Regions from separate parts of the Homo sapiens genome. Here region 2 is linked to region 1. The links are chromatin loops, found by intact Hi-C in ENCODE. Cell type or tissue: CD4-positive, alpha-beta T cell. All regions are shown on one strand.

The links. A loop is a pair of places that touch in the nucleus more often than their neighbours do. Peaks named below come from ENCODE experiments on the same cell type or tissue, not always from the same donor. Only the 100,000 strongest peaks of a DNase experiment are listed, where the experiment ranks them.
Region 2: a loop joins it to region 1, with 2.7 times the contacts of the local background. A loop is called at or near these places in 2 of 110 quality-filtered maps.

The regions. Positions count from the first base shown.
Region 1 is chr14:97,719,647-97,727,646 of GRCh38, forward strand. The region is part of intron 2 of LOC105370651 (a long non-coding RNA gene); the gene reads left to right. Among named protein-coding and RNA genes, the nearest start is that of LINC02291, 37 kb to the left of the region's middle. In CD4-positive, alpha-beta T cell, a CTCF peak has its summit at 4,861; DNase peaks (open chromatin) are centred at 485, 4,418 and 4,985; H3K4me3 peaks cover 1,063 bases; H3K27ac peaks cover 1,909 bases.
Region 2 is chr14:97,773,932-97,781,931 of GRCh38, forward strand. LOC105370651 (a long non-coding RNA gene) reads left to right here. Exons shown (of 5, transcript XR_944186.4): 3 at 1-151. Among named protein-coding and RNA genes, the nearest start is that of LINC02312, 15 kb to the left of the region's middle. In CD4-positive, alpha-beta T cell, a CTCF peak has its summit at 3,637; a DNase peak (open chromatin) is centred at 3,880.

The DNA of each region.
Region 1 (8,000 bases):
CAGTGAAATTAAACAAGTTATGTGCTTGCAAAATACGATGGTAAACAGGTGTAGACAGACATTTTCATTCCAAAAGGGAAAAATAGAAAAAAAAAAAAAGTGGTGGGTTTCAAAGAAATCTAAAACCTAGTAAGTAAAGCTCCATGAAATCTTTTTTTAAAAACTTATTTTAAAATAAATTTTATTGTGTGTATTTAAGGTATACAACATGATGTTATAGAATACACATGGATAGTAAAAAGGTTACTATAGTGAAACAAGTTAATATATCCATCATCTCACCATTACCATTTTCTTTTGTTTTAGTGGCAAAAGCAGTTAAAATCTACTAATTTAGCATGAATTCGCAAAAAAGCACAATTTTATTACCTGTAGTCCTTATGTTGTACATTAGATATCTACATATGTTCATCTTACACATCTGCTACTTTGTATCTTCTGATCTACATCTCTCCATTTCCTCCCCATCATCCCCTCCCACCCCCACTCCTGGTAACCACTGTTTTGTTCTCCGTCTCTGTATCTTTGATTTTTTTTTTTTTAGATTTCACATATAAGTGAGATCATGCATTCTTCTTCTGTTTTTTTTTTTTTCCAATGTCTGTCTTATTTCATTTAGAATAATGTCCTCCAGGCTGATGTATGTTGGGGAAAATGGCAAGATCTCATTTCTGTTATTTATTTGTTTTTAAGGCTGAATAGTATTCCATTTTATATGTGCACACACACATATAAATGTGTGTGTATATATATAGTTTCTTTATCCATTCATCTGTTGACAAACACTTAGGTTGTTTCCATAGCTTGGCTATTGTTAATAAAGCTACAATAAACATGGGAGTGCAGGTCTCTTTACCTTTGGAAGGTGATCATTTTGTAACATTTTGCTTTATGCCTCGAAGAGTAGTAGCTGGATCATATGGCAGTTCGATTTTTAATTTCATTAGAAACCTCCATACTGTTTTCCATAATGGCTAAACTTATCTACACTTTCACCAACAGTCTACAAGAATTTGTTTCCTTTTCTCTTACACTTTTTCCAACATTTGTTATCTTTTGAAATCTTGATAACAGTCAATAATCCTAACGCACATGAAGTTGTATCTCATAGTGGCTTTTATTTACATTTCCCTGATGATTAATGATGTTTAGCACTTCTTAATTTATCTATTGTTCATTTTTATACCTTCTTTAGAGAAATGTCTATTTAGGTCTTTTGCCCATTTTTTTTTTAAAATTGGGTTATTTGGCTTTCTATTATTGAGTTGTATGATATTAACCTCTTATCAGATATATGGTTTGCAAATATTATTTTTTGACATGTAGTTTGCCATTTCATTTTTTTTTTCTGTGCAGAAGCTTTTAGTCTGTTATAGTCTCATTTATTTATTTTTGCTTTTACGGCCTGAGCTTTTGGTGTGATATCCAAAAAATCATTGCCAAGGCCAATGTCTAGGAGCTTTCCCTTTATGTTCTATTCTAGAAATTTTATAGTTTCTGATCTTACTTTTGGGCCTTTCATCCATGGTGTAAACTAAGGGTCTAATTTTATTCTTTTGAATATGAAAATACAGTTTTTCCCAGCACAATTTATTGAAGAGACTATTATTTTCTCATTATGTCCTCTTGGTGCCTTTGTCAAAAATTAGTTGACTATATATGTTCGGGTGTATTTCTGGGCTCTGTATTCTATTCCTTTGGTCTATGGGTTTGTTTCTATGCCAGTACCATACTTTTTTGTTTAGTATAGCTTTGTAATATAATTTTAAATCAACAAGTAAAATGTTTTCAACTTTTTTTTCCCTCAGAGCTGAAACCTAATATTTCTGGAGGCTGGAAGTCTGAGATCCACATGCTCCCAAAGGACCCACTTCCTAAAATCATTACTTTGGAGTCTAGGATCTCAACATATGAACTTTGGGGGATGGGGACAGAAACATTCGGTCCATTGCAGAGGAAGAGCCTGTGTTAATATGAAAGAGTCAGAAAAACTTCTTTGAAAAGCCAATCCTTTGCTTTCTGAGGGTGAGTGAAGATTAAGCAGAAGGAGCAGTTTAAGGCAGCAGGAAATGCTAGGGTGAAGACTCTTGAAGGAAAAAATGAAGGCCAGTCAGTGTGGCTGGAGTGAAAAAATCCAGGAAGATACTGCACAAGTTGACGCTAGTGAGGAGGCATGGCCATGGTGAGGGTTTTGGCCTTTATTGTAAGGATGAAGGGAAGACACTGAGAGGTTTAAGAAGGGGCAGAATGGAACAGACAACAGGACTGTCAGGGAACATCCATTTTAACAATATCACCTTGCTGCCATGTGGAGAATTGATTGAAAGAGGGCCACGGTGTGTGGGAGACTCACTGCGAGCACCTCACATTAATCCAGACATGATGGCAGCTTGAACTAGGATATTAGCTGAAGAAAGGGAGAAAAATAGATGACTTGAGTGATGTAGAGATATAAAGGCCATAGGAGCTGGTGATTGATTTCATATGAGCAGTGTGGCATCACAGGCATCTTCCAGGTTTATGGCTGGAGCTCTGGATGGACTGTGGTGCTGTTGAAGCCAGAACCAGACCACGTTTGTGGGAAAGACAATAAATCGAGCCAATTAGGATGGGGAGGGGTGTTCAATAGTGCAGAGACAAACCTTGATTGAGGAAAATATGAGAAGGCTACATTTAGGAGGCAGGATTTGAACCAGGCCTTCAATACATCCAGAAATCAGAGCCAGGCATAGTGGGGAAATTGCAGGGGAAGTGAGGTTCCCAACAGAGGGAGCACCCAGAGCCTTATGGGGGATCTTGGCATTTTTATTCCATTTTTGTTTTAAGTAAACTTTGCATTGAAGTTCAGCATACCTATAGAAAAGTGCACAATTTATAAAAATACAAATCTATAAAAATTTAAGAAAACATATCATCCAGTTTCTTTGGGAAGGGGTTCATTTTTTTCCCCTAATTTTCTATTTTAACTGCATCTAGTTTTCTGATTGAAAGTGACATTGAATTCCTGGAAGTAAGCTGGGAAGAAAAACTCATTCTATGAGTGAATACACTTGGCAAGAAGTAGTGGGGCTGTAATTGTGATAGTAACAGTGTTACTAGAAAACATCGGTGACTGCTATTGTTATGTGTTATGCTGACTATAATTTGTACTGCATTAGAGGAACGTAATCAGAGAAGACTTGGAGATATCAAGTCTTGGAGTATTACTGATAAATAAATAGAAGTAATTCTAGACTGTACAAGAAAGAGTTCAGTTTTAGAAATTTTAAGTTTCGAGTGTTTACTCAAAACTCATACAGAAGTGGAAATGTCTGGAAGAACAAAAGGACAGAAGAATGCATGGGTGAAAAATCAAAGGAGGGATCTTGGCTCCAGGAGACATGTGTGAGTTCTGCTGTGGGGCTACATTTAATCATGTCAGAGTTGAGGTTCTTGCTTTAGGAGCAGTTACTTAGAATGAGATGTCCGGGATTTGTCTTTTTCTTTTATTTTACCCAGAAAGAAATGGAAGTAACTAGAGTGTCTGTTATACTGTTGCAAATGCGGTTCTGGAGCAACAAAGATTGATCAAAGCTGGAAGCAGGGCTTTGGGTATTGTCTGTTTTCAGAGAGTAATTGAAGCCACAGGTCGGACAAAATGGTCTGGGGAATGGACAGGGAGCAAGGTGACCCCAGTGTGTTGGAGGGTGCCAGAGCTCAGGGCAGGAGTCCCAGCTGTGCATGGTGGTGGCAGCTGCCCCGCTTGCCAAGCCCAGGTGGATGAGGTGGGCAGTGGGTGGGGGGCACTCATGCACCATCCACAGAGAGGGTTAGAAGCTAGAGTACTTTGCAGATGTCAACAGTCGATTGCAGACAATTAGGAGGCTGCCTTTTTTCTCCTTCTCCCAGGACCCCTAAGACAAACTGTCTGAACCATAACAGTTGAGTCTGAGGATATCAAATAAGTAAGGCAAAGAGAGACCCCGTGGAATAATTGTGGTTAGTGGCTTGCGGGGCTGCGGATGGGCTGTGGGGGGCGGGTTGCTCAAGAGAAAGAAACTTGCTTTTAATCAATGTGCTAATCCAGGACATAAGGTCTCCTTTCTCTCCCTCCCTTGTTTCATTTCCCAGGGCTCAGTCCCCATTCCCACCCCCTGCTCCCTCCCCATACTGGTTGAATGGAAATTTGGTCCAGTTTTTTTTTTTTTTTAATATAGATACATTAAAAAACAGACACTGATCTTCAAAGAAGGCTGCAATTTCACTGGCGACGGAATGTTTATAGCCACAATTTGTTTGGTTCTGATAAAATGCACATGCCCCGTTATTCCATTTTATTTTGCATCCCAAGCCAGGCTTGCTTCTTACATTGGCCTGTGCCTCTCCTAGTCAGCAAGACAGAGGGAGACAGAGAGACGGAGAGAGACAGAGAGACCTTCCTCGAGCTGTGGCTACATCTGCCTGTGGGTGTCCTGGACTCCATGGGCCCAGAGGTCATTGAATGTGGCGGAAGGAGACACAGTCCAGGAGTGAGGATGACCAGCCAGAGGGAATTTCAGGCACTCCCAGAGATACGTTATGCCCCATCAAGAGAAACACCAGCCTTCCCAGGTCTCGCTGAAGCTAGAAAATAATGCCCCCAGTTCTTCTTGGGAGATGGTGCAAGGGAGGTGAAAGAGTCTTGAAACTAAAAAATGTGGACTTAAATCTTAGCTTAGTCACTTTCCTGCGGTATGATTTGAACACAATTTTCTCCGAATTGGCTTCCCCGTTTGAAAACCAACAGCGTCTGCCCTACAGAACTGGTGTGAGAGTAAACAGATTAGGACCAGGTCAGCAGGACGGAGCATGCCCAGAAGAGAGTAGAAAGTGCAGTTTTGCCAAGGAGAGGGAATTGAGAGGAGTATTCTAGCCGGGAGGGCGGTGGGCACCCCAGCACACAGGCATGAGGAAACAGCATTGCTTGGGGGAGAAGTCTGAAGTGACTGGGTGTTTAGTTCAGAGATAGAGCAACAGGAAATGAAGCTGGCAGAACAAGAGGTCAGGTTGTGAGCCACTCTGAGGAGTTTAAGTTTCCTTTTGCCGGCCGTGGGAGAGCTTTAGGATTCTAAGTAGAGAACGATGTATGTTTAGATTGTGCCCTGGAAAAAAAAATGACCATTTGCAGCAGGATGGATCCACTGCAATGGTGGGAAGAAGAAAAGAAGTTAGAAAGCATAAGGGCAGGTAATGCTTCTCAGTACTGTGCATGCATTACTGAATTCACTGCGGCAGCAAAGGACACTGCCTGCAATGGTCAAGAGTTAGGACTCTGGGTTCTGATCTCAGCTCTGTCATGGACCAACTGTGGAATCTGGAACAAGGCAGTTACACTCGCTGTGCCTCAGTGACCCTATTTATAAAATGTGGATGGCAATAATGTTTATTGCCAATATAGATACTGTGAGGATTACATGAACTATTATTTTTTTTTTTTGAGACGGAATCTTGCTCTGTTGTCCAGGCTGGAGTGCACTGGTGCGATCTTGACTCACTGCAACCCCGCCTCCTGGGTTCAAGCGATTCTCCTGCCTCAACCTCCTGAGTAGCTGGGATTACAGGCGCCCACCACGACGCCCAGCTAATTTTTGTATTTTTAGTAGAGACGAGGTTTCCCCATGTTGGCCAGGCTGGTCTTGAACCCCTGACCTGCCCACCTCGGCCTCCTGAAGTGCTGGGATTACAGGCGTAAGCCACTGCACCTGGCCGACATGAATTTTAAATACAAAAGAAAACCACTGCAAAACACTTAAAGAGTGTGCATGGCAAATACAATACATGCACTCAATAAATGCTGCATATTATTTCCAGCTAAAATGTCAGAGCACTATGTGCTCTAACTAAGCAGTTTATGTATGTCATTCCATTTAATCTTTACATTTTCCCTGGAAAACAATTGCTACTTCTATATCTTTTTCTTTGCCTGATGAAAATTAAAGTTCAGAGAAATTGAATTCTTGCCCAGCATGATTAGATGCTACCTGGAGGAGCTGGGAAATAAAGCCAGATTTCTTCCAAAACCCATGGGCTTCAACATTGCCCGTTGAAAGAGGAAGAACAGGAATGAAAATCTCCAGTTCTTCAATCTTGAGTTGCAGGCAGTATATAAAAAAGCCAGTGGAGATATTGCTGATGGAAAGGCTTAACTTTATGCTTTTGGTAAGTGTTCCCTCCAGCCCCACTGCTTTCCATCAGCGTGTGTGTGTGTGTATGCATGTGTGTGTGTGTGTTGTGTGTGTGTGTGTGTGTGTGTGATTGGTCAGGCTGACTCTAGCCAGTGCTAATAATTCTCTGAGGAACTCTAAATGACACATTGCTGTTGATCAGATCAATCAGTCAAAGGGCACATTCTACATTTTTACTTTCACTGAAGTTTTCCTTTTTTCTTTCTTCCTTCATCAATTGAAATCTGATGAAGACAAACTCTTCTTAAAATCTGATAGGCTTTATTTAAGAAGATTTGTATGATTTTATTTGAAAAGTTAATTTTTAACTATAATTCAAAATTTCTCTGTAGGTAAAACCCTGGCACAAATTTTCAGTTCCCAGTGACAGAAAACAAAAGAATAATGAAATGCTGGGGTTGGAAGAGCCTCCAGCCCAACTCCCCACCTGGCCTGCAACCCTGCCACATTCCCTGGGTCATCTCACTCTGTCTCCCAAGACACAGAAGCCTCTGCTCTTGGGAATTCCTTTCTCTTAGAACCTGACACACTCTGGCTGTTGGAAAATTGTCTCTCATAGATAAGTGTCTTTCTCTGGAACCCCTCTAGGCCCCTCTGAACCTAAGTGGTCTCAAAAGCCCTTCTCTGGTCTTCCCTTCCCAAAAGTGGCCTTCTGGAATCTGTGAGCATTACTGTGTGTCCCTGAAGTCTTTTCTTCCATGGGCAGACATTCTGAGTTTGTATAGTCAGTCATGGAAAGAACACGGCTTCTGTAGTCTTTGGGTAAAGTTGTGCCCTGGAGCTAAGTCAGGTCTACACAGATGGCACTTCTACTATGGAATCAGGGGCTGGATTTTGTTTTCAAATGGTTTTCAGTGTAGTTGACACTCTACCCTAAAATCCTTGCCAGGAAGTTGTAGGGGAGCTGCTGCATTCTTGACATAAAGGTGATTCTCCAATAGTTCCCCATTACATCTGAAATAAGATTTAAACTCCTCCTTCTTACCAGCAGAGCCGGATATGTTGCGGCCTGTGCACTTGGCCCCAGCTTATCTTACAGTTCTGTCCACTCACTCTCTCTTCCCCAGTCAAACTGGCATTTGCTTTACTCCGTGAACTTCTGCAAACTTGTCCTGACTTAGAGGCTTTGCAACTGCTGTTCCCTCTTCCTGGACTGCTCTTTTCCCAGATCTATGCAGGGCTAGCTCCTACCTGTTCTGTAGGTCTTTGTGTCAAATCAACCAGGATTTCTGGAGCTTTCTATCTAATATGTTTCTTTTCCCCTCAGCCACTGTCTGAGTCACTGTATCATTTCATAGCCCCTTTCAAGAAGAAAATTACCGTATTTACCCACTTGCTTACTTTTTTTTTTTTTTTTTTGACGGAGCCTCCCTCTGTTGCCAGGCTGGAGTGCAGTGGCGCGATGTCGGCCCACTGCAACCTCTGCCTCCTGGGTTCAAGCGATTCTCTTGGTCTCAGCCTCCTGAGTAGCTGGGACTACAGGCACATGCCACCACACCCAGCTAATTTTTGTATTTTTAGTAGAGACGAGGCTTCACCATGTTGGCCAGGATGGTCTCGATCTCTTGACCTCGTGATCCGCCCGTCTCAGCCTTCCAGAGTGCTGGGATTACAGGCGTGAGCTACCGTGCCCAGCCCCCTACTTGCTTACTCTTTAGTTTACTTTCCTTAAATAAGCTTCACTCTACACTAGTGGAAATGATGCACTTTTTTTTTGGTTTAAGTCTCTGTTCCTGTTAAAATGAAATTGCATCTGGAACGTGGTGTAGCCCACTGGGGCTATTTGCTGAATTAATG
Region 2 (8,000 bases), 54 kb after region 1:
CATGGAAGAACTCGCTAGTGGAAACTGTCAACATTGACTAGCTATCATGAGCCAGGACTGATGGGATGACGTGAGCAGAGGACACCATTATTTTGTGCTTCATCAAAGTTGCAAGCTTAATAAGTGACAAAGTGGGGTCCAAAACCCAATTGTAAGTCCACTACCCTATTAGATTTCTCATGGGGGCAGAGGAGAAAAGATTGCATATTTGCATATCAGGGCAGCTTCATTGCTTTGCACATTTGATTTTAATATTTGTAATAAACATCCTCTGATGATCTACATCTCCAGATTTGAGAAGCCTAAGGATGAGACAGTGATAGACAATCAGTCCAGCCACCAGCATCCCGTTGGTACAGTTAAGTCTAAGGAGGGGCAGGTGCACAGCTGGGAGGCTCCAGCCAGCCTAAACACACAGACTGAGACAGGACTTGGGGGCATGGAGGCCAGACCGTGAACTCAGGGCAGCGTGACCTTTTGGGTGTCACTAATTCACCACCTTGGCTTGCACAACAGTCCATTGGTCTTGCATCAAAACCTCAAAACCTCCGTCCTCTCTCGCATACCCACTTACATGTTGGCAAAGGTTGGAATGTCTGCCGAGAAACCTGGTGGATAGCCTCCCTTTTCCACACTCACAGAAGGAGCTTTGACAGTTCAGGCCTTCTTGAAAAGTTAGAAAACTGTCCTGGGTAGTGAGTATATCTATGAGAATTTGGAGGTAAAGTCTTTTTTTACAAGAATGTTAACTGAACTATAGTAGACCTCTCTTATCCGCCAGGCATGTGTTCCAAGATTCCCAGCAGATGCCTAAAACCCTGGGTAGTACCTAACCCTATTTCCATCATTTGGAACACATTTCAGTTCATAATTTCCACCCACAAATTTAATGCCTTTTTCCATCTTAACTAAGCACTTATCACGCACTGGGGCCATAACTTTTGCAGTTTAAGATATGACAGCAAAACTAGCATGAATTTCTTTTTCCTTCTTCACAATTTCACAGATAGAAGATTTATTCTTACAATAGATCTTAGCAACCTCAACATATAATTTTTTTTTTCCTTAAAAGTCAAGAACTTTCACCTTTTACTTAAAGGAAGCATTTTACAGGCTGGGCACGGTGGCTCACGCCTGTAATTCCAGCACTTTGGGAGGCCAAGGCAGGCGGATCACCTGAGGTCAGGAGTTCAAGACCAGCCTGGCCAACATGGTGAAACCCTGTCTCTACTAAAAATACAAAAATTAGCTGGGCGTGGTGGTGTATGCCTGCAGTCCCAGCTACTTGAGAGGCGGAGGCAAGAGTATCACTTGAATCTAGGAGGCTGAGGTCGCAATGAGCCAAGATTGTGCCATTGCACTCCAGTCTGGCTGACAAGTGTGAGACTCCAACTCAAAAAAATTAAAAAAGGAAACACTTTACAGCTTCTCTTTGGCTTATCCGAATTGCCAGCACCACTATCGTTGCTCAGAGGGGCCATTACGAAGTAAAATAAGAGTGACTTGAGCACAGACACTGCGATGTCATGACAGTCAGTATAGCGAAGACAGCCATGAAGTGACTAATGGGCAGGTAGCGTAGACAGCATGGAATATGGTGGAAAGTGATGATCCATGCCCCAGTGAGATGCAACAGGACAGCATGATATTTTAGCATGCTACTCAGAGCAATGCAACATTTAAAACTGATTAACTGTTTCTGGAATTTTCCATTTAATATTTTCAGGCTGTGGTGGATCGTGAGTAATTGAAACTGTGAAAATACAGATGGGGGGATTACTGTACTTACCGGGCATGACCCCAGGGATGGTGGTGCTAATTAAAACCATGCATATCTCCTGCCCTCAAGGAACTTAGGCTGAACTGGAGAGACAGATACAGGGGAGGGAGGGTTCTGAGCAACACTGCCCAGTGACAGGAGTATCCAGAAGGCAGGGACCATAAAGGATCACAGTGCAAGGGGCTTGCAAGGATCCCAGAGGATCCTGGTGGGGTGAGGTGAGCTGGTATCCCAGGTTTTGCTGAGGATGTGCTATTTTCCAGGGATGCATGGTAGAGATGCCAGGTTCAGGTCTGAGGCAGGTCTCAACAGTCGATCATATTTTGGTGGGAAAGAGAATGCAAAAGCATCATTTGGGGACTTATTCCTAACTCCTCATGGCTTCCTAGGACTGGAATGGAAAGTGCCATCCCTCAGCCAGATGGGGCTTTTGAGTGGAAGAGCGGAGGAGTGGGGAAGGGCTCTTGTCCTCCTGCTCCATCTCTTGGGCAACTCCTGGAAACCCTGAGGGAGAAAGTATCACCATGGGCCCCATGGCAAGGGTGGCCTCTGACAAATATGTTCTGCTAGTCCAAACTTCAGTCAAGCTTTTGGACCTTCTCTTAAGCCCATCTCTGTACTTCCTTGTAAAATCCAGTTTTATCAAAGAACCCTGCTAAGTCAGGTTAGCAAGAACCCATCACCCTTGATATCTGATCATCCTCAACCTCTGATCAAGTTCCTCATCTTCCATCATCCCCTGGGTGTTGCCTGATCACCCTGGCTTGTCTTTAGTGAGAATCCTGCATACATCACATTGATCATCAACATTTGAAAAACGCATGAGGCATGAGAGTCTACGGGGTGAATGGACATCTACATGAGTGGGTTGCTTTGGCCAGAATCCTCCCCGCTGACGTTTTATCTTAGTACCTCTGCATCCACTGACCCTGCCCTGCTCCTTGGCCATAAATTCTCATTGGCTCATGCTGTATTTAGAGCTGAGCCCAATCTCTGTCCCTGACTAAAAATCTCATTGCAGGGGTCCTCGTGCTTATTGTGATGGTCCTAAGCATGGGCCACCTACTGTGCTTTCACGAGTGTCATTGAATCTTTTTTTTTTTTAAACACCTCACAGTTGAAGCAGGATCACACAGGGGACTGGGTAATTTCAGATATCTGAAATTACTTCCCTCCTCAAAGGCTCAGTAAAAGCTTGAATGGGTCCACCAACTGCTAGGACACCTAGTACAGTCCTCTGACATCTAAAGCCCTCTTTTTATTTCAGTGACTCAGAATCCAGGCCCCTGGACATTTCTCCAGCCACACTGCCAGCCACAGGGCTCTCTTCTCCAGGGCTGTGGGCTGTCCTGGGGCTGTCTCACTCTCAGCTCTCAGAGACCAGCAGAGCTGCCTTTTCCTGTCCTGCTGGTTTCTGGGTCTCTTCCCTAACAAGACCCAGAGCAGTTTGGCCTACTTTGGAGAACAGCCCAACGGACTGAGCGATGGGAGGAAGTGATAAGTGCAGCTGTCTCTTCAGCCCATGGCTTCTTCCTCTGGGGAGACTGAGGTTCTCACGGTGCCTGCAAGGCTGTGGGAGCCGGGACCTGCCCTTAAAGTTAGTCTCCAGCTGGGGGAGGTTTCCCTGAGCTGAGCCCTAGATAAGTGTGGCAGATAAAAAGAAGAGCCAGAAAGGACTGGTTTTGTCTGGGTTGGCTTTTGAGAGGGACTTTACTGCTCTCTGGGGGTGTAGAAATAAACTGTCTCATGCCAGATTGGCCTCCACATTGTCAAATTTAGGCTGGGAAGATTTTCCTTCCTGGCTTAGACTCGAGTGCCCTGAGAAGAGACAGAAAAGGGGACTAGAGATCATTGCATTTCTCAGGTCTTTGCCAAGCGAGGGACTCGTCCGGTCTAAACACATTAAGGAAATGCATCTCAATTCATCTTCATAACTTGCAGCTAAAGCCAGCTTCTCAGCCTTGGCTCTGTCGACTTTTTGGGTTGGATAATCCTTTGCCGTGGGGACTGTCCCATGTATTATAGGATGCCCAGCAACATCTCTTGCCTCTACCCACTAGATGTCAGTTGCACTTTCCTCCTCCAGTAGCGCCAATCAAAATGTCTCCTGGGGCACGATTGCCCCCAGTGGAGAGTCACTGGGCTATCAGTAAAGAACATCAGAGATCACTGAGCATGATGCTAAGAGGACTTGCCCACCACTCCACAGCTTTGACAAGAGTCAAACCCAGGACATTTTGTTATTCTTGTCTTTCCTTTTCATGCCTCATGCTGCCTGAGTTCAGGAAACCCTAATTTCTCTGAGTGTATTCCCTCAACTGGAAAGGAAGTTCAGAGCTTTTACCTTAAGGGGTGATTATACAAATCAAATATGACAATGAATAGTCGGTGTGAGCATGTAGAGTGTTGGGTTTGTGGTAGGTCCCTTCCCTTGCAACAGACATTCTTTTGAAAGAAAACACGTGCCGGTAAAAAACAGAGCAGTTCTCAGCCTTCTCTGCACATGAGAATCACTTGGGCACCTTTGACTGCCAATGCCTCGGCCTCACAGCAAGAGATCTGGGGTTTAACTCGGCATCAGTAGGTCCTAAAATTCCTCAGGTGCCTCCAATGCTGAGCTGAGATTCTGAGAAGCTCTCAGAATCTCTTTTAAGAACTATAATGGTTACACTATAAATTCCACCTGTTTCATGTTCCCAAAAGGAGGAAGCAAGTTTAGTGATAAAGGAGCAAGAAAAATCTATTCCCCAGAGTCACCTTCAGTGACAATGTTTGACAAAAGTGCTACTGAGAGGAGATAGCAACAGGGCCTAGATTCGTACAGCACTTCAGAATGTCAAGTGTTAACTTGGAATATTTACCATGACATGCAGAACTGAGTCAACTGGTACTTACAGGTGAATGGAAAGAAATGAGGCCAGAGCCTGATGGCAGGTACCAGATGTAATGCAATACTGCATGTGTGTTCTTCAAATACATGCAAAAAAGTTCTTCAGTGAGGACCAGGTAGAGTCCTGGGATTTCTTTTTCTTCTTCCTCTTCCTTCTCTTTCTTCTTCTCTTCTGCCTCCTCTTCCCCGCCATTTTGTTTTGTTTTGTTTTTTGGTCTGTGGTTTTCAATATTGATTTGCTTCTTTTGGATTATCGGCCATCTAGGGGACATAGGAATAAGCTACTCATAACATCAGCAACCGGTATCACCCACTGCCGATCTCCCTCCAGTGATTTTATGTGTGTGCGTTGACACTTTACTAAATTGGAACGTAGAGAGACAGTTGGCATCATGCTATTCTCACTTGCTCATAAAGCATGTTTATATATCATTAAAAATGTTTCAAAATATAATTTGATGTCTATATAATCTTCTAACCTATGACTATATATAATCTTCTACCCTAATTCTATCTGCACATCACAACTTATTTTCCCACTTCTCGTTTGCTAAACACATATTGTTTCCACATTTACAAACAAATATTTTAAATAAAGCTGAAATAAGCATCCTTGTAAACATCTTTAAGTACTCTTATTTCCTTAGGAAACATTTGTAGAGATGGAGTTATTAGGGCAAAGTTTCGGTACTGGTGATGTCATGTGTCACGGCAAATACAAATTGCTTTCTATAAAAAGAATGAACAAATTTAGACGCTAACCACCTCGGTGTGAGGAGCTGAGTCATCTGTCATCAGCAACTCTGATTAGTATCATTCAAAGATTGATAATTTAATGGCTAAAAAATACTACCTTATATTTTGTTTCATCTGTGTCTATTGGATCACTAGCAAAGATAAATACTTTTTACATATTTATTAGGTACTTGAACATGGTTTCAGTTGTGAATTTTTGTGTGTGAATATGTTTTCTGTTTGCTTTCTTTCTGTGAATTCATACTGGAGTTATTTTTTCTTAATTTATAAAATATCTTTCTAGATTAAAGATATTAAAATCTTGTCTTTATGTCGCAAACATTATTTCCCAGTTTGTTTTAAATTTAGCATGTTTTAGAGAACATTTATTTTCTCTTTTCAAAATTTATTATCTTTTTCTCGCTGACATTTAAGAGAAAAATATACTCATGGGCAAAATTTGAAAAACAAATATAAAAATGTAAATTACAAAATGAAGCGTGTTTTGAATGGCAGCAGAAATAATCGCTATTACATTTTCATGCAACTCCAGCTACTGACAGGGACACAACATGTTTATTTTCTCAAAATTGGAATCATATAGGCTATGTTATATTATAGCCTGTTTTTGTGAGTGCTTTCTTTGTTCACTCAATAGTCTTCTAAAACCTGATACTTAACAGCTATAAACTCTTCCGTTAGAGGGATGCAATATATCTTTTTAAACAGTCGCTAATTATCAGGAATTCTAGTTGCTTCAGGATGCTACCCAGAATACATACTGCTATGGTGAACACTCTTCTACACACAGAGTTCATCCAACTATTTCTTTCAGATATAGTCCTAAGGGTAAACTTGTTAGGTCCGAGGATATGCCAATTTTAAAGACTTGTGATTAAAAATGACTAAATTGTCTTTAAGGAAGATTGGGGCAAATTACTCTCTCACCGAAAGGGTATGAGAGTGGAAAAGCCTCATTGAACAGGCCATTGAAATGTGGGTTAGAGAGTCTGCCACACACAATATGCCTCCTAAACATTCATTCCCTTCAAGTTGAAGTTCTGAACCTTCATGAAGTTTCAAATCAAGCCTTTTGGCATTAAGAAGCTGTTACTTTCAACTGTGTATTTTGTGGAGTTGATGACACTGTGGGAGTATTTCTAGTTAAAACAATATGCGAGCTGACATCTCTCCCCGAAACCACTGTCTCGCTCGCTCTCTGTGATTCTCTCCTTTAATCATGTTTTTATAATTTCCTCACAGCACTTCACATACAGTGACAAGCCTCGTGCTGTGCCCATCAAGGTCTGTTATGGGGGGCAACAGCTGACATTTTCCAAAATGACTGTGCAATGGAGTACTGGGACCAAAGCATGCTTGGGGGAACTCATTCCAGGGGAATAAACGGCAGGAGGAATGTGGGGTAATCACAAGGCTTTGGTCAACAGAGACAGCAGTGCTGAGTGCTCCTAGGCGGTGCAGGTAGCAAACTAAGAGTATTTTGTACCCGAAGGAAGGAAAGCAAAATCAGACAAGAGTTTGACCAAGTAAGATTTGAAATCACTATTCTAAACATTAGCAACGATGCATGCTTATCGAGTGCTTGTCGTGATCTAGCTAGGGGTGAGGCAACTAAGGACTGCAAGCTAAATCTGGCCCACTGCCTGTTTATTTAAATAAAGTTTTATTGGAACACAGCCACACTTATTTGTTAACAAATGGCCTGTGGCTGCTTTTACACTATAATAACAGAGTTAAATCATTGTGACAGAGACTGTATGACTAACAACTATAGACACATTTACTATTTAAACATTTACTGAAAAAGAAGATAGACTTCTGTGCTTTTTTTTTCTTTTTGGTTTGTTCACATATAACTTTTTATTATTTTATTTTCTAATTTTAAAAGAAGTGCATGTTCATTCTGGGCAATTAGAGAAATGCAATTATTGTCTTTTCAAAATTAGAAAGAAAAAAAAATCAAATTACTTTTTTAAGCTGACCCCTAGTGCAATTTACTTAACATGTAGGGCCTCAGTTATTTCTTCTGTAAAATGAATATAAGTCACAATAGGGCTGTTGTGAAGATTGAATGAGCTGAGGACTCTAAGGCCCTGAGCTTCCTGGAATGTAATCAATACTCAGCGAATGCCAATCACTCTCAGTACATATGGGGCCCTATTAGTGGGTTGGGCTTTTTCCTATGAATTTATATGGCCTCCTTAGACAATAAAGACATTGCTCTTTTTAAAACAGTGATATTAATCAGTTATGATTGCTTTGTGTCTCAATAATAATTGGAGTCTACCATTCTGAGTCCAAACAGGAAAGCAGAAAACACTTTGAATCTTCATAATAGAAGAGACTTAACACAGAGACAGAGTTACATGGTGACAACAGAAACTGTTGGGATTCAATTGGGGGCCAGAGGGCAATGCAGGGACTCGCAAAGCCAGAAAGCTAGCAGCACCCCAGGCTGAGGAGGAATGGTGTGGGCCTACCAGAGTAAGGGCTGGGTTCACCTGGGGGCATCATCCCCTAAACTCCCTCGTGACAGCCCTCCCCATGCTGTACTGCAATGGCCCAATGGCAGGC